Linked DNA regions of Homo sapiens: region 1 is linked to region 2. Evidence: read pairs that join two places in POLR2A ChIA-PET (ENCODE). Cell type or tissue: GM12878. All regions are shown on one strand. Each heading gives the region's core, and the rest is flanking DNA. Links, peaks and the distances in the headings are about the cores only.

What was found. Peaks named below come from ENCODE experiments on the same cell type or tissue, not always from the same donor. Only the 100,000 strongest peaks of a DNase experiment are listed, where the experiment ranks them.
Region 1: POLR2A ChIA-PET joins it to region 2 with 9 read pairs; 5 of 35 experiments call an interaction of 5 or more read pairs at or near these places.

What each region holds. Positions count from the first base shown.
Region 1 is chr11:45,928,717-45,937,029 of GRCh38, forward strand. It overlaps PHF21A (PHD finger protein 21A), which reads right to left. Exons shown (of 19, transcript NM_001352027.3): 17 at 7,778-7,853; 18 at 6,920-7,023; 19 at 603-5,509. The coding sequence ends at 5,252. It overlaps LARGE2 (LARGE xylosyl- and glucuronyltransferase 2), which reads left to right. Exons shown (of 14, transcript NM_001300721.2): 14 at 1-380. The coding sequence ends at 129. Among named protein-coding and RNA genes, the nearest start is that of LARGE2, 10 kb to the left of the region's middle. RefSeq lists enhancers at 1,242-1,431, 1,782-1,871, 6,019-7,017. In GM12878, for the core only: no CTCF peak of the experiment used is centred there; no DNase peak of the experiment used is centred there.
Region 2 is chr11:46,103,727-46,119,820 of GRCh38, forward strand. The region is part of intron 1 of PHF21A (PHD finger protein 21A); the gene reads right to left. Among named protein-coding and RNA genes, the nearest start is that of PHF21A, 9.7 kb to the right of the region's middle. RefSeq lists a silencer at 15,787-15,944. In GM12878, for the core only: no CTCF peak of the experiment used is centred there; no DNase peak of the experiment used is centred there; H3K4me3 peaks cover 2,894 bases; H3K27ac peaks cover 1,338 bases.

The DNA.
Region 1 (8,313 bases), core at 4,314-8,313, 180 kb before region 2:
CCCACCTATCGTGACTGCCTCCAGGCCCTCAAGGACGAATTCCACCAGGACTTGTCCCGCCACCATGGGGCTGCTGCCCTCAAATACCTCCCAGCCCTGCAGCAGCCCCAGAGCCCTGCCCGAGGCTGAGGCTGGGCCGGCGCTGCCCCTCATCTTAGCATTGGGCAGACACCAGGGCAACCTGCCCTCCGCCATCCCTGCTATTTAAATTATTTAAGGTCTCTGGGAAGGGCTGGGGCAGAGCATCTGTGGGGTGGGGTCTTCCCCTTGCTGCTATTGTATGGCTGGGGACTGGTCTCTCTCTGCCCCAGCCAGTTTGGGGCTGGTTCCCCCATCTTGAATTGTTTATCCCTTTTTCATAATTAAAGTTTTAAAACATCTTTTTTGTGTTCCTGGTTTGGGGGAGCAAGGGCACTCTGGGGCTAGGGCGTCAGTGCACAAGGGAGGTGCTACATCCAGCTGGGGTCACAGGAGGGCCTGGGCCCTTAAGGGCAAGCACCCCCCCGCCCCCCACCCCCAGACAGCCAGTCAGGGAGGGCAGAGGCTGGGACTGGAATGTGTCCTGCCCACCCTCCCCTGCCCCAAACCCAACACCATGAGGCTGAGAGGCTTTATTTGGCTTTATTTAGTAAAATGTTAAAATAAATAAATACAAATTGATCAGCTGCTCTGTATCCCCCCCCACCCCCTCAAAACAAAAACCAAACAAACAAAAACAAAAACTTTGAAGCACAAAACTCCAAATACAAGTCTACCAAGACTGAAATCACAAAGGGCATGGACAAGAGACAGGGTTGGGGTCTGGCTGGCTCTTCTCTGCTAGGAGCTGGCTGACCTCTGGCCTGCCCGTCCCATCCCGCCTGACTGCAGCTCACCCTGGGCTGAGGACCCACGGACACCGGAGAGAGGTGAGGGTCCAAAGGCTGCTGGGGAAGGGGTAGGGGGGTGGGGTCCTCAGGGAGGAAGGGCCTTGTGGGAGGGGGCGCCAAGTGGAACTGGAGAGCCCTGCTTCCGTTTAGAGGAGGTATTTTTCAGAGTTCCTACCCCGGCTTTCTGGAGGGCAGCCCCAGCTTCCTGCCCCTCACTTTAGCAAGGGGCCAGAAGACTGCCCAGGGCTGCCCACTCCTGTCTTGGAGAGGAGCTGACTCAGAGGACAGTCTAAGTCAGGGTGAGGATGGGAGTCCTGCTTCCTGCCAGGGGTGCCCGGCAGAGGGACAGGGGCGAGGTTCACACAGAGCAAAGTTGCCTCCACTCAACAGAAGCCACGGGATCTGGAGAACCCAGGCCCTGGAAAATGCACCTGGGCCACCATCCATCTCATTACCCTAAGAGCCTTTTGCCCCTGGGTAAAAAGTCTCCTAAATTCAGCCCTTTAGATAAATAAGAAGGACCACGCCCTATAAGAGAATGAAGAGAGGAAACCACTGAAGAGTGTGTGTGAGCTGGGAGGTGACAGCCCAAGGGAGGCTCTGATGGCCCCAAGAGAGAAGTATCAGAGGTGGCTGGAGAGGCAGCCGTGCATGCGGAGACGGAAGCGTGCTGCAGACACGGTCACCCTCACGGAAACAGCTGTGTGTAACCACCTCCATGCACGCTGCCTGTTGGGCCTGAGCCAAGCAGCAGCAGGGACAGAGAGGCAGGTGTTGCAGGGAAACCAGGCACACGATGGTGCCAGCTGGAGGCTGCCAGGGCGGCCCCACCAGGGACTGCCCCTAACTGCCTCCCTATGTCAGGTACAACCAGCAGGCTTACCCCAAAGGGCCTGATAAGGAAGGAAGAAATCAAAACCCCAGAGGAGCTCAGCACAGGTGAGACAAGACCCAGCAGGCTCCATGAAAGAAAAAGGACCCACAGGCAGCAAGAATGCAGAGGTGGAGATGACAGCAACATGGCCTCACTGTTACCAGGATGCAGCGCCTGGACAGGAGCTGGCAGGGGACTCCCAGTCATCACTGCCACCAGGGCGCAGCGCCTGATCAGGAGCTGGCAGGGGACTCCCAGTCAGGGCCCAGTGGGCAGCCGCTCCAGCTCTCTGAAGTGACTACAAAGCCAGCTGGTCTCAAAAGTGGCTGTCAGAGCAGCTAAATTCTGGGCCGTGGGGAAAGAGCAGCGGAGGGAAGGAGGAGGAAGCAAGTGGAGGTGGCTGGGGTGGGGCAGTGTCACGAGCGTATGTCTCAGGTGGTCACAGGCCCCCCCCCCTCCCCGCCCAGGTCTGAGGGGACAGTGAAGGACAGGGAGATTGGGTGCCAGGGGCCTCTTCTTTACAGTAAAGCAGTGTTTTGGAATTTGAGTGCAGAATGTAGGTTTGGGGGCTGGGTTGCATCTCGTACTCCATACTAGCTGACTCCCAAAACAGCTCACATCTGAATGTCAGGAAGAATCCACAGCCCAGCTGCAGGCGAGGTCAGAATGTACCCGACACTGCTGAGGGCGGCAGGCAAAGCCCTGGTCAATTCCTAGCCCCGTCCTCCGACCCAAGACTCCTAAGGCAGCTCCTCTCTGAGCAAAGGCCTCTAGTGATGATGGTTTCCCAACTTCTTTCAGGAAAAGGTAAGTTAGGTGTTGTGTGGCAACCCCCAGATGGGCCCAGACAAGTTGAGGGGAAGAGCTCTAGACAGGGCAGACAGCCTGCTGCTGGTCTCTGATCCTCTGCCAACGATTCCTCCAACTAGTCCAGGCATCTCCAAGGCTCCCTGACTAGACACAGCACCTTGGTTTCTGAATGAGAAAAGGGAACTCTTTCCCCCTCAGCCAATCAAGCAGCCAGGGCCTAACTCTGAGGCCTGTTCAGCCTAACTTAATTCCTTCTTCTGAGGCCCCTGGGAAGATGAAAGGCGATGGCTGATAGAGATGAGACACATTTTACTCTAAGAAGTGTCTCTTCTCTGTTGCATTTGCTTTCAGATCTGTCTTTGTCTCTCTGGGCCTAATTGGGTGGGAGAGAAGCTGATAGGATCGTTTCTACCTCTCCTAGACTCTGGCCATTCCCAGGGCCTGGAGTGGGCTTGGGGGAGATGCTCCAGCAGGGCCAGGGTACAGAGCCTCCACCGCCCTCCCATCGGCCAGGGGCACGCAAGGGGCAAAGGTCTCCAGCGAGAGCACAAATCTGACACAATTTACTTCTGACAAGGCAAGATGAGAGAATGGTCTGAGTCTTTCACAACCCTGGTTTTCTCAAGGAGAGGCCACAACCGGCCAAGCCGAGGCAAGCGCAGCAATTCTAGCCCAGGGTCACCCAGGAGGCTTGTGGGTGGGTGGAGTGGAGTAAATTTCTGGTGCCTGGAGCCAACAGGCAGAGAAAGGAGTGGGAGCTTCAGACCTCTCCCCAAAGGCAAGACAGAGCGAAGGCCACGCTGGGGCTCTGTCTCAGAGACGTACCCTCAAAACATGTCACTCCTCCTCTGTTCTAAGCACCAAGGGCTGATGCAGCCAGCCTGTACTCCCGCACCCTCCTGTCACGGCCAGGGTGCGTGCGCACCACAGAGCTCCGCTGGCCAGTTCCCTCGGAGGTGTCCCCCAGGCACTCATAATGCTGGTGGCTGAAAGACCAAAAGCAGCACCAAAGGAAGGGATCTTATTTAGGCACCAGCCTTTTGCTCTAGCAGAATCTGAGAAGACCACGGGTAGGGCCCTGATACCATCCACGCTTCCATTTGGGCTTCACAACAGGAGACAAGATCCCTGCACCAAGAAGAGAGCACGGTCTTTTCTGAGGAGAGAGAAGGGTGGGGAGCTCCGCCTCTGTCCTTCAAGGAGACTGGCCCACCAGTCTAGAGACACACACACGGCAAAATGTCATCGTGATCAGCAGGGTCTGTGCTAAAAAATTATAACTACACGGCATTTTCTCCAGTTCTGACACCTTTTTAATAGAAATCACTGTTTTTAGGAAACAAATAGCACTTTTGTAATTTTTTTTTACAATGTTTCTTACCTTGATCTTAATTTAAGTAACACTAGGAAGACCTCAATATCTTTTATTTTCCTTTTTAATTTAAAAAAAAGTTTTTTTTCCCCAGATACAAAGATTTTTGCCCTTGCATAAAAAAACAGTGCCCGAACGATGACACAAGGACTCACAAAGACTCACGGGACCTCACTGACACTATGATTCCTACTCTACCATGCAAGGTCTTGGCTACCCTTAATTGGACTGTCAGCCTGAAAAACAGCTTTTCTATTCCTTATTTTAGTTTTTGTTACCAAGAAAGTAAAATGAACAGTAAAATAAAACTTTCCTTAAAGAAAAAAAGAACAAAAACAAAAATTAAAGAAAGAGAAAAGAAACGTCTCCATTCAATTCACACACACCTGGGTCGCGTGCTGCTTCACTCAAGATCTTCTCTTCTTATAAATATAGAAAAGGGATGGAGCTTGTTTTCAAGTAAAATCACTGATCCACCTTTTTTTCCTTCCTGGACACACACATCCTTCTTCCCTGCCTTGGGCAAGGGCCAGTGGCCCGGGCTCTGCTTGTTCTTGGAGAGGAGACAGCGGGATAACCACGGAGATGCGCGACTCACCAAGCAGGGAAGGAAGGAGACTGGGCAGGCTTCAGGAGTGGTGGGGTTACCGCGCAGGGAGCAGAGTGCAGGGGAGAAGAACCTACTGGCTGTTCTTGGTGTCAGTCTCCCCTTGCACGAGGCCCCCGCCAGAGGTGATTAAATACTGCTTATTTGATACACTGTCCCACCCCCTGCTCCCTCCAGCCACTCCCCTTCCCTCTTCTGGGCACTGGGGTTGGTGAAATCTCAATTCCTTTTTTTGGTTTTATAGTAGCGAAAGTTTAGAAACAGGAAAGCCCACACACTCTTTGGACTTGTCTTCTCTACCTAAACAAACGGCTCGGCAAGTAAGGATCTGAAACCTGCTCTCCTCCCTCCGCCCGTCCCTGCTCCCCACCCAAGAAAACAGAAACAAACCCATCGTGGCTGTGGAGGCTGCTGCAGGCACACACTGGTGTATAATAGAGAGAGTAAATATATTATTTCACTTGGCATGGTGCTGGCAAAGAACCTCCAGCTGGCACTATTTCATGTAACATGGTCCAATCTTTGCATGTACACACAGAATAAGAAGGATCAATTGGCAAACTCTGGTGCCACCTGGCACAAGCATCTTCTCTCTCTCTGGAACCAAAGAACCAAAAGAATTCTGCACTTTCCAGAAATCCGGCTTTGCTTTTCTAGAGTCTTCAGTGTTCTGTTCTCCTTGCCGCCGGGATCCCGTGGCTTCTCCTAGAGGGGCTCTGTTATTTAGTCTCTTCCCCCTGGTTACAGTTCGCTGTGCAGCTCTGGGAGGAGGGGGAAGGGGCCGGCGTGGAGGTGGCGGCATTGGCAGGGGGGGTGCAGTCCGGGCCATTGGAGATGGCCCCCACAGTGGCCTCAGAGTCTACAGGTTTGGAGAGGTCGATGCCGTGGATGAGGCGAATCAGCTGTTTTACCTTCTCCAGGGAGCTGTGCATCTCCTTCTGCCGGGCCAGGATGGTGTTCTTCATTTCCATGCATTTCTGCAGCAAATGACAAGGGCAGTGGCACTGAGCCGCCTGGTTTCTAACAGGCCTGGCAGCCCCTAAGAGCAGAGCGCCTTCTCTCTGCCCAGGGAGAAGAAGCTCTGCTGGCTGCTGTGCAGCCCCTGGGCCTTGCTGTGTTCCTCAGTGGAGTGGGCGGCTACCACCTAAGGAACAGGGCGGGTGGAGTGGGTAGGCTGGGGGGTCCCAGGTCCCAGAGGCAACAGAGGGAGAAAGAGCATGCGGGCACCAACACACAGGAGTACTAACGCTTAAAAACAAACCGGCAGAGCCGCCATCAGACTTCCAAACAAAGGTTGTTTAAAAAAAAAAAAAAAGTTCCCACAGCTGTCCTGCAGCCTGTTTAGGCAGGTTTTGATATGCTTCTGTCATGCTAACTGGGGAGCCTTCAGGACTGGACTGAGCTCTCCAGGGTGGAAAACACACAGTGCTATCTGGATTCCATCTGAGGGCAGCAGGAAGTGAGACGACAGGCCAGCAGCATTTAGGAGGATCGAAGCCCCAAGGACAAAGGCCTGCAGCCAGTACACCTTCTGCTCAGCCGGGGACTTAGAGTCTTTTGCCCTTTTGCCCTCAGCTTCCCACACCTGCTGGCTTCTATTTTAGGCAGGGAAAGAGAGGAAAGAGGTGTTAAATCTGCATGCCATGGGTAGGTATGGTGAGGAGGAGAAAGCAGGTAAGCAGGACAGTTCAACTGCCACCAAGTACAAGGCACCACCTGGTATCCATGAGGGCTGAGGTCACTTCACTCCAACAAGGGTGACCTACTCAATGGAAAAGAAGACTGGCTCCTTGCCTGGGAGAAGCCTCTGTCCCCCTGCTGCAAATACAACCCTCTTTCCCACTTGGACAGGCCGGGCTGGGCAGTACTTACTTCCAATACTTGTCTCTAGAAAGCCCGCTTCCTCACACTGGTCAGGAAAACCGGGAAATGCAATCAGCATGGTGTGGAAGAAAGAGCGAGGGAGGGCCGTACGGATGGGCCCACTCGCTCAGGTGACTAGGAAGAATCACACGAGGGGACCTGGTCTGTGTCTGCTCAGTGTCAGGTGAGGCGCTACACTCCCCCCACACACTGTCAGGAATACGCAGGGCCATGGCTACACTGTTGTAGCTGTTACTTATTCAGCCTGAAGACTGAAAATCCTCTCTCTGATTAAAGCCAAGAGGATGTTACAGAGCTTGGGTAAGGCACCACCTACCAACTGGCCGCCTGTACCTGAGGTCTGAACTCTAACTGGATGGCAAACTGCATTTGCCCAAGTTAATCACGTTAATAAACAGAAGGACCCGAAACAGCCTGGGGCCCACACGTACTGTTACGTATATTGGAAAGGCCTAGGTCTCTGCACCTATGTATCGACTGCTGAAGGCATGAGGTTTACTTACACTTATGGAATTGCTGAGCTGTTTCACCTTTTGCTCTAGTTGTTCTCGTTCTTGTTTTAAATCTGAACTCCATTTAAGTAACTTCTGTTTCTCTTCTTCTTTTGCTAAAAAAAAAAAAAAAAAAAAAAAGGAACGGTTTTTGACAATTAATTCTTTGAAATGTCCTCTGTGCTCAGAATGCCTGCCAAAGAAGGTATTTTCCCCAGAGCTCCCATGAGTCCTACAACCCAGTGCAGAGAATCTGCCCACCTGGACTTTTCCTTTTTCTGTGTACAGTATGCTAAAACTGTCAGTGGCTTGGGTCTGGCTTTACATAAATGAGATACCACATCTCATTTTCTTCCCCCAAGAAGTGCTACAGTCCAGGCATGATGGCTCATGCCTGTACTCCTAGGACTTTGGGAGGCCAAGGCAGGTGAATCACTTGAGCCCAGGAGTTTGAGACCAGCCTGGGTGACATGGCGAAACCTGTCTCCACCAAAAAATACTAAAGTTAACTGGTCATGGTAGTACACACCTATAGTCTCAGCTATTTGGGAGGCTGAGGTAGGAGGATCGACTGGGCCCAGGAGGAGGAAGCTGCAGTGGGCTGTGATCATGCCACAACACCCGAGCCTGGGTTGATACAGTGAGACCTTGTCTCAAAAAATAAATGAATAATAATAATAATAAATGCTACAGAAGTTTTCCACTTTATCCAATAAAAAGTTTTCATTTGCTTTGTTTCCTCCAATAGTTAAGGGCAAAAGGTTTTCATTTTTAAATTTAAATTCCCTTTTGAGAATAAAACAAATACTGCCAGTATTTTTTTCAAACAAGGGGAAGCTTACAAAAAAGTGGGTATGGATAACTCCTTACCTGCTTTGTAGGCAATATAGGAATGAACAATTGCTAAAGTTCCAGGCCATGGAATTGCTTCTTCCTTCTTCAGCATCTGAAAAGATTTTTAGAATTTTACCTTGAGAAGGAGGTTTAAACACACATCCTCTATGTAACAGCTAGCAGTGGTATCTGTGGCTACTGGCAGATAAAATCCAGGAAGGATTTATGGTAGCAGTGTTGCAAAACCCTGGTCTATAGTTTCTGGACTAAAAAGTTCCAAATATCAGCTTAGGAGAATCAAGTTCAAGGCAGGAAGAGCCAGGACACTTGAGCCCAGGCTTAGAAGGAGCTGGGACTTGGCTGAGCATTCCTATCTTTTCACACACGCCACATGACACCCAACCACTCCCGACAGCTAGAACCACCAACACAAAAGCTGCACATCAGCATGATGGCAGCAGCCACTGGCAGTTTCGTCCTTGACCTGACATGGGCTGCCTGTCTCAATTTTAGATTTCGATGTCCCTCAAAGACAGCCTGACCAAGAAAATTAAATATTAGTTCCAAATACT
Region 2 (16,094 bases), core at 9,360-13,359:
CAAATACATTTGTTGAATCACAGAAAAAAACATATCAAGGATCAAAGACCAAAAACGTTCAGATCCTGATCAGTAGTGAATGAACAAAGTTAATTATATTTTACACTTAATGATCTTTCCCCTTACCTCATTTACTGGTTTCACTTATAAGATAGAGACATTCGTAAGACAGATACATATATACATTCTAATGGATATATTAACTCAATTATTTACCCCAAAACTCCTCAAATCTGAGGAGATCATTGTACCTTTTCTCATAATCAACTTGTTCTCAGGCTCAGTTTCTAGGCTCAACATAGGTAGCTTATGACAATTAAATATAGAAAGAAAATAACAACTACCATAAGAAAACATCAGGCACCAAATGAGAGGAAATTTCACAAAGGCAAAATGCCCAAAATCAGAAAGCAAATAAACTGTGCCCATCATTATTAGAAAGCATTTGTATGCCACTTTTATATCTCTGGGGTTCTACAATTGTTTCCACTAGTTGTTACACCCAAGCATGAGTTCTCAAGGGTTAAATACACATAATTTGCCAGACCCAATGGACTGACCAGCTGATGAGTATTTAAGACTTGAGAGTTACAATGCCTAGTCTACTACTGACTTGATTCTAAGAGACCTACTATAAACTGCATCAATATCTTGGTGCTGGTCTCACCAGCTGTTGAGAAAAAAAAAGAAAAGCTTATATCACTATGGGTTTTAATAAACATTAAATCCCCTAAAATATTTAGCAGGCTCTGTTAAAACTGACATATTCCCATGTATTTTCTATTTTTCCCAGAGGTATTCACAAATAAGAACTCATTAGATAACACTTTTATCATCTATACTCTTTCTCACCACGCATTTCAAGGGAGAAAAAAAACCTCTCCAGCTAAATTGTTCCAAATTTACTCTTTTCCCATGAACTTTTAGTGGGACTGTAATAATAACAATAATAATGATAAGAGCAGCTATCATGATTGAGTGTCTCAAGATTTCCTCATTTTATTGTCACATGAACCCTAGGAGGCTGGTATTACCATCTCTGTATCACAGATGAAGAAACTGAAGTCCCAGTGACCAGCACAGTGGTATGCAGCACGTATGTGATACATCTTTATTGGAGTGAGCTTAAATAATTAGTCCAAGGTCACACATTAAACTTTAAGTGGTTATACTGAGATTCAAATACTGGAGTCAGATGCCAAAGCTCAGGCTCTTATACTAATACTTGTCTCAATCCTTGAGAAGAGAAGAAAGGAGCAGAAAACTAAGCTTCAGTACCATTTATTTAGTACTTACTATGTGTCAGGCACTTCTACTAGTTTACACATTAACTCACTTATTCCTCATAACCACTTCATTTTATTCAAATTTTACAGGTGAAGAAACTGAGGCAGAGGCAGAGCAGGAAGTCATTTGGCCACAGTCAGAGCTAATACGTGGCAAAGCTAGGATCTGGGCCCATGCAAAGTGGCTCCTGCACTAACATTCTTAACCTCTGTGTTCTACTGACACGCTATAAACTCCCCTTCACTCGAATTACATGAAAACAAAACTTTTAACCTTTTTACCAAATTACTAAATTGTAAGCTTCACTGAGAGAAAACTAGTAGTGCTTTCCAAGCATGTGTGCCAGACGTCTTTACAGGCACACAGGACATGCCCCTGATGATTAGATCACTGCACGACTCAGGAAGTAGCACAACTGTAAATCTGGTTAAGAGCCCCCAGCCCACCTTTCTCCACACTCAGACCCACACTAACCAGGAACTGCAAGAAATGGGCAATTCAGAGACGTCCCTGTGCAATCTTCTATAAAATGAATGTCACTCTGAAAATATCCCAGTGTGTACAGTACCCTTCCATCACCCCTTCTTCTTCCCAAACACCATAAAAAAAAACACAAAAGGAATGAATGAGTCTAAGCTACTTAAAAATCATAACAAATGTCCAATGATAACTACAAATTTAAATGAGAAAAAAGCAAAATTCTCATAATTTTGTAACTTGTCCAAATTTTACATTTAAAAAGCACTAGGCCTCTTTGAAAGACTCAATTCTTAGACTACCTTCTTATCATAAATGTGCCTTGAAGGATGCAGAGAATTTTTGCTTCAGATTCTGAATATCTTGATAGGTGTATTTAAAACAAAAAACATGACTATTGCAGTATAAGTTATTGGGCTTTTTATACTAATATCTAATAGCATGACAATGTATTTAATTACACAAATATAAGTATTAGGCACGGATTTAATATTTGTATACTAACATGTAATATACAGAAAATAAATACAAGGAACAGGACTGGACCTAAAGGTACTGAGAACCTGACACAATGAAAACAGGAACTATTGCAGCTCCCTCCATTGACATCGTAAAGTTGCCACATTTTCTGGGCTCTCTTTTGAATTAATGTGGCATCTGTTCCAAGTACAGCATGCTAACATTTTACTAAAAGATATTTTCATTCTACATTTGTATCTGATTTGCTTTTTATTTGAACTCCTGTTTTATTTCAATGGTCATTATTTCTTTATACCAAGTTGTCAATTTGGCATTCCTAATCTATCTCCCCTGAGCACAAAAGGGTGGGGGGGAACCATCAGCTTAAAACTCTCTAACAGCAATAATTACAATATGTTTTGCATATAGATTAAATAAAGAAAATAAACAGCACAAAGATTTTTGTAGGCTTTTTAGTATCAAGTCCTGATAAGTTAACGGCATCTGTTCCTTTCAGAAAAAGAATTCTGCTCTGAGGTGTTGGGGGTTGGGGGAAGTAAACAAATACTAAATAGAATAATTCAAGTTACAAAGTTTGGTCTTCGAGATATGATGATTTCAATAATTTGCACATATCCAACTCCATCCACTGATAATTGCTTTTTAAGACATCTTCAAAAATGCTGTAGCAACAAGCCAAATACAACCACTTGTACTTAACATGCATGCTGCATACTCCACAATGTTACGTCACATCAGGCACAGAGAAGACGCTTACCAAGCTATCCTGCGTTCTATAAACTGCCTAACAACAGAAAAAGGCACTGCCATCTCAATGGGAGTAGAAGCTATCAGGGCAGGCAGCCCTTTCCCTTTTGGTCAACTCTGAGGAAAACAAGTAAGGTTTATATTTCTGTCTTTTAAAGCTCACCTCTCTCCAGGCCTATACTTTGAATCCTTCAGCCTTTCACAGAAAGAAAGGCTGTTTCTTTAAAATTAAAAAGCTGCAAAAGATCACTCCAACTTAAAAGTCCCACACCTTTTACCAACTGTCCTCCAGCTGTCCCCACGGCTGCCTCTTCTGCAGGAAGAATGGCCTATCTTGAGCACTCATCTCCAAGTGGGTGTGGGTACCCTGAGGAAGGGAGCCACTGGGAAGAAATTATTACAACTTATATTTTAAAATCTCATCCTTTTAAAAATTTCAAATTTCCTATATGTTTGACAACATGCATAAAACACTAGTTTAGACTATCATACATTTAACTGGTAACCATAATTTTTAAAAGTGTAGAGAGTACTGGTCAAGATGACTGAGTCTAGAATAAAAAAGGAAAACTAGGCTCTACCACTAACTTAGTCAAATTCTTGTCTCTCAGTTTCACCATCCATAACATTAATTGAGCCCTCTGTACACTATTAGACTAGAATGAACAAGAATAAAATACTCTGTAGGACATGGTCTGAGCCACTCAAAAGGAAAAGCATATTTATGAATGCTACCAATGAGAAAAACTAAACTTGGCTGGTAAAAAACGTTGACTACTCTATAGTTTAAATAAACTGCTACATTCTACCAGGTCCAATTCTTAGAATTTTACGGCAAGGCTTTAGCACTTCGTGGATCTAAAGAAGCATAAAGCACCTTAGATGCAAGGAGTGTATTCTAGGATTAGAAAGGCTTTTTTAAAAACTTTTATAACGAAAACTTTTTATTACCTGTGTAACAAAATTTTTTAATTTAAAAATTACAACAGTGAATTATCACTAATAATCTCAGCAACAAGTTAAAACTCTCAAAGCTGGAATCAAGAGTTCTATTTAATGTAGATTATAAGGCCTTTAGTATGTCTTTCTAAATATAATGCCAGAAAAAATGAACAGCACTCAAATAACTTACTTTTTTTTTTTAACTGCGTTAAAAAATACTGAGTTATCAGCATAGCATTTGGTAGTGGTTGAGTGAGTAGGGATAGGTGATGGGGATGAGGTCAGCCCACACTACTCACATGAAGTTGTGAAGACCAGGACTAATTCCTATGTAGGGTATCTTTACGCTGATTAAGCAGTACTACTTTGAGTTTCTATTAATTAAAATATTACATGTATTATCTTGGTTTTAAAATCCTACTTTTTATTTTTTCTTTTTTACAGGTTTGCCCCAATTCTTGCCTATTTACTTTGTAAATGTGAAATAAATGTGTCCTAACAACCAAGAAGAGAGATTACCAGTTTTTTTAAATGTTATTTGAAAACACAATTGCTCTCTTTATAAGTAGCTACTAGAATAAACTAGAATCATTTAATTCAGAAATGATGCCTCCTAAATTACTTATATAGGACAGAAAACAATGTTGTCATTTTAAACTGATTTTTTTTTAAGTTTAAAAAATAACAATGACCATTTCCTAAAGCATGAGGTACAATCAATCTAAGGCATTAGGTTTGGAATCTTAATGTATAAATCTTACCCACCTCTCTTCCTCCAACCTTACTCCCACTTCCCACATGAGCCCTATTTTCAAAAATAAACAAGTTTTTTAAATAGTCACCTGGAAAAAAGTAAACTTTGAGAGTATTATGGTATAATTAAACTTCTTTAAAAATGTGTGTGTGTGTATATATATATATATATATAAAATACATATGTAAATGCACAGGAAAAGTTTAAAAGTAGGATGAGAACGGAATGACTAATTTTCTACTTTATACGTATCTATATTGCTAGAATGACTTTCTAACTTAGATGCACAGCTTTTGTAATATTTCTTGAAAGGACACTTATCTAACACTCTAAAACGTTGATCGTTATATAAGGACTGACTGAAATAGTGAATGTAAACCATTTGCACCTACTAAAAAAAGTATTAAACTAACTTACACTGTGCTTTATAAAGTGCCCAACTTCCAAACTTTAAGAAATAGCTATTAGACCCCACCCCATGCTACGCACTATGCTTGGCAATGGATATACAAGGATAAACAAAGCAGGCACTGTCCCAAATGTCTTCATTTCCATCCCATTCCAATGTTTACTATTTTCAAACTACTCAACCTAACCCAACCAAAATCAACATGAAACAGCCTCAAAATGATACACTGTAGCTGTGGCCATTTCAGTAAATTGAAAACTTCTTTAGTAATTCATTTCTAGGTATCTATGGGAATTACATAGTTTAGTATAGCATTTTGGACATTTAAGAGCAAGGGCTCAGGAATCAAACCTGGGCTTGAATCCAGGTTGTATCATTTGTTACCTATGTGATCCGAGGGAAACCTCTACTTCCTCATTTGTAAAATGGAGGTAGGATAATAATAGTAAATCCTCAGAATATTGCTGTGAGGATTAAAACTAAATAAGATCCTATGTGTAAAAAGGCTTAGCACTATACATAATAAACACTCTTTATTATTGATGACAACAGATAAACCTAAGGTACAAAAACCGTTCACAACTTGTCAAACATTTAAAATCTATGTCATTTCTCCAAAATGTGTGTATGTCACTTCTCCAAACACAAATATATATATTTATGTAAGTTTGTATATTAACACATAAAAATAAAATTTATATAGTTAGTAAAATAAAATTTTTAAAACACAAAAGCTCATAATTAAAATTTTTCATTCCCATGACAACACACCAGTACATTTATATTTATAATATACACACAAATGTACCAATGTGTATACTGTTAAGAACTACACCATAAACACACACGTAAACACATGTCAAGAATTTGTCTATTGGGCCAGGCGTGGTGGTTTAGGCCTGTAATCCCAGCACTTTGGGAAGGTGAGGCAGGTGGATCACTTGAGATCAGGAGTTAGAGACCAGTCTACCCAACATGGTGAAACCGTCTCTACTGAAAATACAAAAATTAGCCGGGTGTGGTGGCACATGCCTGTAGTCCCAACTACTCGGGAAGGCTGAGGAAGGAGAATCACTTGAACCTAGGAGGTAGTGGTTGCAGTGAGCTGAGATGGCCCCCCTGCACTCCAGCCTGGGCAACAGGGCAAGACTCCGTGTCAAAAAAAAAAAAAAAAAGTACTGGTCTATTGGGAGCAGGGTGGATCACTAATTTTTTGGTTCTAACTCATTATTTAAAATTGTATAATATTAATATTATTAACATGATACAGATAAATATCTTAAAACCCAGCCCCTTATTGCTGATTAAAAATTCAATTTACATACACAACTTTAGTAATATAAAGTACATTCATGAGTATTATCTTATCTAATCCTTTTAATATCATAGTGAAGCAGGCCCTTATTATTATCCCCATTTTACCACTGGGTAAACTAAAGCCCAGCAAGGATGAACTTCCCAAGAGTGTACAGCTACGTGACAGGAGTACACTTAAGACCAAGTCTTCTGACATCATCACAACTGTTTCCTTTATACTGGCCTGGGGCATTTCATTAAAAAAGAAAACTGTGTTCAATAATTTAGGTGTGTCAAAGGTCTCTATACTGAATCTACATGGCTGCCCAGTTTTACTCTCCTTATTTCCTCTCCTGATTTCCAACTTTAGTATTTCAGTAATCACATGGGTACATATAATGATAAAAATATGGAATGAGAATTCCTACAAACCTGATATTTTCTATATTGGCCATTAACACCAGGGACTATTTTTCTCCTTATATTTAGCCCTTTGTATTAACTCCTTTGTAACTGCTGAATTTATTTCATTTTAATATTAGGTCTTGAAAAGACAAATTGATGTCATATAAATAAAACAGCTTATAAAGTAGAAGCATATCAGACCAGATTCCATACATTTTGGACACATCTAAGGAATCTATTTAATGTCTAATCTACATATTAACAATTTTTTTTTTTTTTTGAGACAGAGTCTTGCTCTGTCTCCCAGGCTGGAGTGCAATGGCACAACCGCAGCTCACTGCAACCTCCGCCTTCTGGGTTCAAGCGATTCTCCTGCCTCAGCCTCCCGAGTAGCTGGGATTACAGGCACCTGCCACCACGCCCAGCTAATTTTCTATTTTCAGTAGAGATGAGGTTTTGCCATGTTGGCCAGGCTGGTCTCGAACTCTTGACCTCAGGTGATCCACCCGCCTCAGCCTACCAAAGAGCTGGGATTACAGGCGTGAGCCACCGCGCCTGGCCATATTAACAAATTTTAAATCACAACTATGTGGGGGGGGAGGCTAGTATTATTACAGCAGATTGGTTTGCTATATAAACAAGTACTTTAAAAAATATTTCTTGGGCCAGGCGTGGTGGCTCACGCCTGTAATCCCAGCACTTTGGGAGGCCGAGGTGGGCAGATCACTTGAGGCCAAGAGTTAAGAGACCAGCCTGGCCAACATGGTGAAACCCCATCTCTACTAAAAATATAACAATTAGCCAGGCATGGAGGTGCATGCCTGTAATTCCAGCTGCTCGAGAGGCTGAGGCATGAGAACTGCTGGATCCTGGGAGGCAGAGGTTGCAGTGAGCTGATATTGCGCCACTGCACTCCATATCCAGCCTGGGCAACATGGCAAGACTCCGTCTCAAATAAATAAATAAATAAATAAATAAAACTAAAGGCAGAGTTTTCTTAAATAAACATGGTAGCCCTCAGCAACAATATTGTAAGAACTCCTCGCAAGAGAAAAAGCTGGAATAAGATACTGGCTAAGCAAGTAAGAAAGGCACTGCCCTGCTTCTGCATACATTCAAACTAAGACATATACATTGCAGCTTACACTTACATTTTCCAATATCCCCAGGCATCCCTTTCCCTTCTCAAACAGCCAAAAGGAACCAGCCATGCAAATAAAAATACAAGTTCAAGAGCCTAAAAGAAGTCAGTGTCCTAAAAGAGAAAATTAATGTAAAGAATTAAGATTTTTTGAAACTACACTTTCTTTCTGGGGCTGTTTACTGGCCTCCAATACATCAATCCTGTAACACTGTGAACTACAGTGATAGATTGGTACATGCTTCTAAACACAACAGAATTTTTCCAAGGTTACATACACTGTAACAAAAGGGGCATTTTGCAGCATCTTATTTTCCTTAATCAACTAGTTTGGATATTCTAACAGTGCAAACATTGTAAACAATAAATTTTCATTACCTTTTGAACTTTCTGAAGTCAACCAAAGGCTTGTGGTATGGATGCAATGAGTACTAGACAGGCAGAGCTGAATACTAGTCAAAATATTCAGTTACTGGTGTGATAGTCCTTTTGGGGGCATACATCACTTAGGGAGAAACTGAGGTGCAAGGACATTTTACACACAGCAAAAACATTCTCAGGAATTTGTCACATCATTACCATAAGCCAAAAATCTCAAGGTCTTAGAACAGCCTGAGCTTCTGATCAAATTATATTGTAAAAAGAGAGGAAAAAAATGTGAAGCGTGCTATTTTTTAAAATAACAGTAACTACTACTACTGCTGCTGCTGCTAATTCTAAACGTTTACTGAGCCCTTATTATGTGCCAAGCACCGTGCTAGGTACGGTCATAGATTTTAACAATTAATCCCTGTAACAACCCTCTGATATTAGTTAATAAAATTAAAGTAGAATCCTCACCAAAAAAATTTAAACTTTCCAAATAAAAATATAAATAAATTATTAAAGACATTTCACCTCTTTCTCTGCCTCAGACTACATTTTCAAGTATTAAATTTACACTAAAACCACATTTATTTTCAGGAATTCCAGTTAAAGCGTACAGATATTCAAGATGTTGACAATTATTACAGAAGAATCACAGAACTCTGAAATTAAATACTGGCACAGAAAACCTTCCATCCAACCTTACGGAACAACTATCCCCATTTTAAAAAAAAAGGAACAGCATATATATCAGGCTTGATAATAAGAGGCTTCTCATGCCCACACTAGCAATGAATGATGCCATAATTATAAAGAGACCTGTATCGCCACATGCATAAAAATAATTTACATCTGCTAAGTCAAGTTTTCAATATATTATTTTGTGTGTAAACCTTATAGTAGCTGATAAAAAATACAATAAACTAATCTAAGGTAAACTAAAACACTAGGTTGTTTCTGAAGACTCACTTTAGAATTTGAGCAGCATAATAATCATAATATTAGTAATCAAACTACTTAGCAGAAAGTTCTTAGAGGGCTGGGAAGCTGTGTATAATAAAATGGAGCAGACAAGAAGGAAGGGTTTTCCGTACTGTTTAAATCAACTACAGGTCCCAGCATGCAGTGCTCTAATCTGAAGTTAAGCAAAAACTGCAATGCATACTGGGACTTGTAGTAAGTAAACCACGTTATCACAGCAAGTTTCAAGAAAGTCTGAACTATCTAGCACAATTTGACTATATCTTATTATCAGAGTCTAATCAAATTTAAATCAAATTTGTATGTTCTCTGATGTGGCACACAGTTTCTCTAGCACATACCGGAAAAAGTATCAATATTTAGACCAACATTTTCACATTAGAAAAATCTTACGTAGGAGAAGCACAGAAAAAAATGCTGAAAAAGCAAAAAAACTTGATGAATAAAAAATATAATTTTTGAAATAGTTTTTTAAAGTTTGAATGGATCCATTTCAACATTCTCTAATCCTCCCCCACAAAAAGTTTAATTGTTTTGGCCGGGCGCGGTGGCTCACGCCTGTAATCCCAACACTTTAGGAGGCTGAGGCGGGTGAATTACGAGATCAAGAGATCGAGACCATCCTGGCCAACATGGTGAAACCATCTCTACTAAAAATACAAAAATTAGTTGGGCGTGGTGGCGCACGCCTGTAGTCCCAGCTACTCAGGAGGCTGAGACAGGAGAATTGCTTGAACCTGGGAGGTGGAGGCTGCAGTGAGCTAATATCGCACCACTGCACTCCAGCCTGGTGACAGTGTGAGATTCATTCTCAAAAAAAAAAAAAAAAAAAGTTTAATTGTTTTAACAGGTTGCTTTTTAACAATTATTCAAGATGTATTTTATAAATAATTTTTCTTGAAGAAAATTCTCAGAAGCAAACATTCCCCATATTCTAATATTGCCCACCAGGAAATAATTTTTTTAGTAATACGCACACACCCCATCACAAAAACAAACAAAAAACACTGAAGTTCTGCTTTTGTCAAGTCCTTACTCAATATTTATGCCCTCCATTCCTCACCTCTAATTCCCTACACACACACACACACACGCACACATCCCCACACACACACGCTTCTACAAAGAACACTTAGAAAAACAGTATTCCAACTACAAGCCCACTTCTCTCATCCACTGACCTCTTCTGAAAACACAAAAGATTTTTTAAGCTATCAGTAACACGTCCAAACACAAGCTGATAAGTTTGAGCTAGAATTTACATATATACAGTTGCTACACACCCTCCTATTTTCTGCAAGTCTGTGGAAGGAGGCTGGGAAAGAACTAAGTGCAATCTGCATCAGGAGGCCTAACACAGGTGGTGGGTTATTTTCAGGCAACAGCACCTTCACAAACATGTTTTGGAATATAGTCCAAGAAATTCCTAACAAGGAAAGATAAGCTGGCACACAAATTTAACGCAATCCAGCTAAAAATCATCTGCAACACATGCTACTACATTTCACCATAAAAGTGACGGGCTACTATAAAGGATTTGAAGCTTCGTCAATACAACATACTGTCCATAAGGCCAGAGATAGCAGTTGCCATGGTTACTATACCCACTTTTATCAGGAAATTACTGTCATTACCCCAAAGTTTTGGGTACTTATTTAAAATTTAAAAAAAACACACACAATTTAGGGTTCTGACTGTTAATTGAGTGAAATAATCAACTACTGTTTGATTTGTAAGTATGTCGCTTTGGAGATGCACATGGTTAACAATACTTGGATCTGCAGCAGAAAAAAAATCAATTCCTTTCTGCTGCTCCTTCTCCTCAAGTACTGACAGTTTGTATTCTCAATGCAGCCAAAACAATAAAACAAAACCCATCTTTTTGGCTTCTGTGTTTAAGTTATTTTTCCCCTAGGCCCACAAACAGAGTCAAAATAAAGCCTAGATCATCAACCTGTTAGGCCTCATCCCCTTCCTATCCCCTCCATACTGGTTCACTTTCTTGACTACTTAGAAAAGGCAGAAAACATTTCTGTAACTGATTCCAAAGTATAGAAAAGAATAGTTGCCTTCAACTGAGATATTTTCACCAAAGTCTTTTTTATTTACTTTTTTTTTAAGGCAGGGAGAGGGGAGAGACTTGCAGGGTACTGAAAGGGAGAAGTGGAGGAGTATTCAAATTGCCACACAAGTCTAGTGTAAGAAAGTTGCTTTAGAAGAGTCCAAAGGATGGCTGAACCTCACATATAATTTCTAAAAGCTTTGGAAGAGTTCACCATAATTTTAAGACTGAATTGAGGGACAAGTAATAGAAAAGTTATTCATAAAGTCTACTTCAACATTTTTACAAAAGATAACTATTCAAAAATTTAACACACATATAAGAATTATACGAAAGCCTACAAAATAGTATGGCCACATATACACACAAACATACAAAGTAGAAAACATAAGCTATTTAAGAAATAATTATCTACAATAAATTCAATGCAATGTTAACATATTATCTCTTTTTTAAAAAATCGCAAAGCAGCAAAAACATACACCTGAGAAAATTAATGTGATCAAAACGTTAAAGAATTCTTAGGCCTATAAAAAAAGCCCATGTACAAAAGCTCCTGAGAAGTCAACATAAATCATTAATATTTCCCAGCACAAAATAATATGAAAATTCAAACATGTTTCAAGAAATCAGTTCTAGATATAGATATAAAAGAATTCCATTAAAGGTCAGAGACCTAAAACTTTAATTCCTTCCCTTCTCTGTTTGAATAGTAATTAAATACAAAAGCCTTCAGCAATAAAATACTAAGGATACAAAATTTAAAAGCACATTAATATAAGCTTAACTTCAGTATGTCTTCACAGAAAGCTTTACTATTCACTGTCTGTAGGATGAAAAAGTTAATAACACCCTGAGAGGTTTCATTTTTATCTAAACAGTTAAGTGTTTTTCTCACCGTTCACAGAAGCAAGTTTCTATATTTACTTTCTAAAGGGGGCAATTTCAAAAGAATAGTCACTTCTAAAATTTAAGATACTATACCTTTTGATAGGCTCATAAACACAGGGTTCCTAATTATCTATATTTTACTTTAAAATGTTTCTATTCCAAATTTGTGAGCAGAGTTTATAAGAAAGCTGAAACTCAAGGCTTTAAACTTTTGGGTTATTTTTACACAAAAATATTTCAGTGCACTCCTCTAGATTTGAGTAGTCATTTCCTTGTGCATCCTTCTAAAATAGAAAAACAAAAATGATATATCCATATATACCTAATACTAACACATACAGATATACATCTTTTTCACTGTGAAACAAGCTTGAAAGCTTTAGGCAGTAAGAATTTTTCAGAAAGTTAGCAGAGTCAGTCAAAACATTCAAAACTTGAACCATGACATCTGTTACTCTGTCAATAAGAGTCTATAGAAGAATCAGGGAACTTACATACTCACTAAAATCAACTACTATCACATCACATCAATGGAGAAATGAAGAAAAACTGTAATAGGGGACATACAATTCACAGGATCTTCAAAAGGGAAAATGATCTTTTTTTTTTTTTTAAATTATGAGAAACTGACTAGGCAGCATTTTTTCAAAAGCAGCTTCAAAACTATAACAAAGACATTTTTGGTAACCACAGCAGTATTTAAAAAACAAAAATTTAGGCCGGGCGTGGTGGCTCACGCCTATAATCCCAGCACTTTGGGAGGCCAAGGCAGGTGGATCACCTGAGTCAGGAGTTCAAGACCAGCCTGACCAACATGGTGATACCCCGTCTCTACTCAAAATACAAAACTTAGCCGGGCGTAGTGGCGGACACCTCTATAATCACAGCTACTCAGGAGGCTGAGAGGCAGGAGAATCGCTTGAACCTGGGAGGCAGAGGTTGCAGTGAGCCGAGATCACGCCGTTGCACTCCAGCCTGGGAAACAGAGCGAGACTCCGTCTCAAAAAATAAAAAAATAAAAAAACTATAGTGTCCAGGGTGCACTTTAAATGTATTACTTTCTCAACTGATATGGAAAAAGTTAGCATTTAAAGACAGAAGCTTCTGTCCATGTATTAATTAGTTACCTATCTCAACAACTTAATATCTGCATGCTTTCTTACCATTTATGAAGAACTTTTATATGTATTATCTCATTTGGTCTTACTGAGAAAACAGTATTTTGCCTACAAAATAGACAAAATTCAAAGCAGATTTATCAAACTTTCTAGCATCCCCAAATTTTTAAAACTTCGACACAAAACTTTACAAGCAACCACAGTGGCATGATATTTTCAGTGATAATCAATTCACCTAACACTAACAGAGTTTCAAAGGACCATGTGCTATAAATGCTATGAAACTGTTAAAGTAGCTATATTCATCTTTATGCAGTTACTGTTACATCAACAATGACCTACCACTGATACAACTTGACTTACAGTTCAAGAATCTCAGTCTTTGCAGGCTAACTTAAGTACATCAACCATATGTATTTATAAAGCCGAGTGCCTAAAAATTGATCTATATTAGAATCATAGTCTGTAAATCCGAGGGGAAAAAACTACAAGAAGTCTAAAATTTTTTCAACACACTATACCCCTTTCCAAAATCTCAACTACTCTATATCCTATTTGTATTAATATTATAGGGATGATAACAAGGCTTAAAGCCCTAAATCATACCAACTACTTTTGTTTATAACAATTACAAATAATTTTTTAAAATACATGCTCAACATCCCACTCATCAACACAAGACTAATTCCCCTTCCAAATAAAATAATTCTAAACAGTGCTCTGTACCAAGGGCCAGAATCCTTATACTATCCGCAATCGCACATCTACTTTGTACAGTCAAAGACTTCACTTTCAAGTAGCAAACATTATTTATGAATGGAATTTTTAAATGGACTTACTCAAAATCTTTCTGGAACTTTAAGGTGTTAATCCTGTTGCTTAGCTGAAGCTAAGCAGAGCTGTAATAAGTAGCAAGACCCTCAAAATTCAAAAATTTCCTTTATCTTGCTGTAGCACCTCCTGCTGGATAGCATTTAGAGATCTTCATGTAAGCAGAAGAAGAGTATTTCAGAGGCAGCTCCTTCCAGAAGACTGAATAGGAAAAAGGATGGACCCTTCAAAGCTAAAAGAAATAGGCCCCATCCATCACTTATACCTTCTAAAAATACAATTTAGCCCAGGTAGGTGTCTTTTTCATCTATTACTACTCCAGTTCCACAAAGACTTGCCTCAGTCCAAAATACAACATGCTTAAATAAAGCCTGCAAAATTGTCTAAAAACTAAGTTAAAAAGCATTCAATAGCACCCAAGCAAAACACTTTATTATGGGCAGCCAAGCAATGTCAGTCAAACTGTAAATACTATTATGTTACCAAAAGCAAAAGTCTGATGTTAAAAAAAAAAAAAAAAAAGCCCCTGGAATATTCGTAACATGTTAGCCAGATGTTTGTGTTTTGAGAACTTTGTGCACTATTACTATGCTCTTCACTTAAGGATAGTTGTACATCTACAAACGTTTTAAGTACAGAAATTTTTTTATAAACATTAGCATAACTGTACACAAAATTTCCTCTTTGCCATGAAAAGATAGGTCCTGGGATTTGAAAATGTATTTTTCAGACATTTTTAATGACCCCCTAAAATAAACTAGTTTTAAGCCCACAACACCGATTCCATAAACAAGTAAAGACAGAAGAAGAGAATAAGAAGGAACTTACCAAAATTAAAATGAATAATAGTATTTCCAGTAAAAATGTAGTAACAGTTTCCAACAATGCTGTAAACCAAATAAATTGTGAAACTTAAAAAAGGAAGGAGGGGGCCAGTCTTCAAAGACCAAAAGCAAAGCTGACCTATTTATTTCTATTGCTTAGAGTGAACACCAGATGTAAACAAATATCATAAACACTGAAAAGTACGCTTACATGGTTTAGCCTCAATTTCAGTACCCTTACCAGGCCCTCAATAAAGCTACAGATGTTGGTGAGAACTCGCTCAAAAAGGAGATAATTCCAGCCCCTCGCCTTAAAGAATCCCTATCAAGTGAACCTGTGAAAAGACTTCCTTCCCAGAGTGCACAACTGCTTTAAAAAAAAAAAACTTTCATCAGCCCAAATTAATCTGATTCTAATATTCAACTATCCATTATTTATATATAAATGTTCTTCCCTCTCTAACTTTCCCAGCTCGAGCATCTACATTCCTGACACCGACTATTAGCAAAAATGCACAACTCCTTCCCCAGCTATGGGGCAAATCTTTGAAATCTGAAACACAGCCACAAAGTTCACTGTCAAGGCCAGGTGATGAGGCCCACACATGCCCGGACCTTCACTCAGATTTGAAATTCTAGAAATCCAGACTCCCAGAGACATCATTTTAAAAACAACACAATGTGGACGTGCAGAGTGAGATCCTCTACTTCCAGACCTAAACAAAGAATATTTCAACATATGACCGGAATATGATGACACCAGATTCACCAATGAAAACAAAACCTGCCGACCATTAGCAGTCGTACCCTCATCACAACAACTCAACTACTTAGAAATCACTCTCGGCACATCTGCACCCGACAACCGGCCTGTGGCCTTCTCCGGGGGTGCAAGCCACAGACAAAGTTGAAAGAAGGCGTTCTCCTCCGGTGCCCAATCTCGATACCAACCCCTCCCCTACCAGGGCCACCTTGCTGCTACCCACCATCGCGAACGTGGTCAGGGGAAAAAAAAAAAAAAGAAATCCTAACAGCACCGCTCAGCAGAATAAAGAGACCAAAGAGAGGATGACGAGAAGTGTT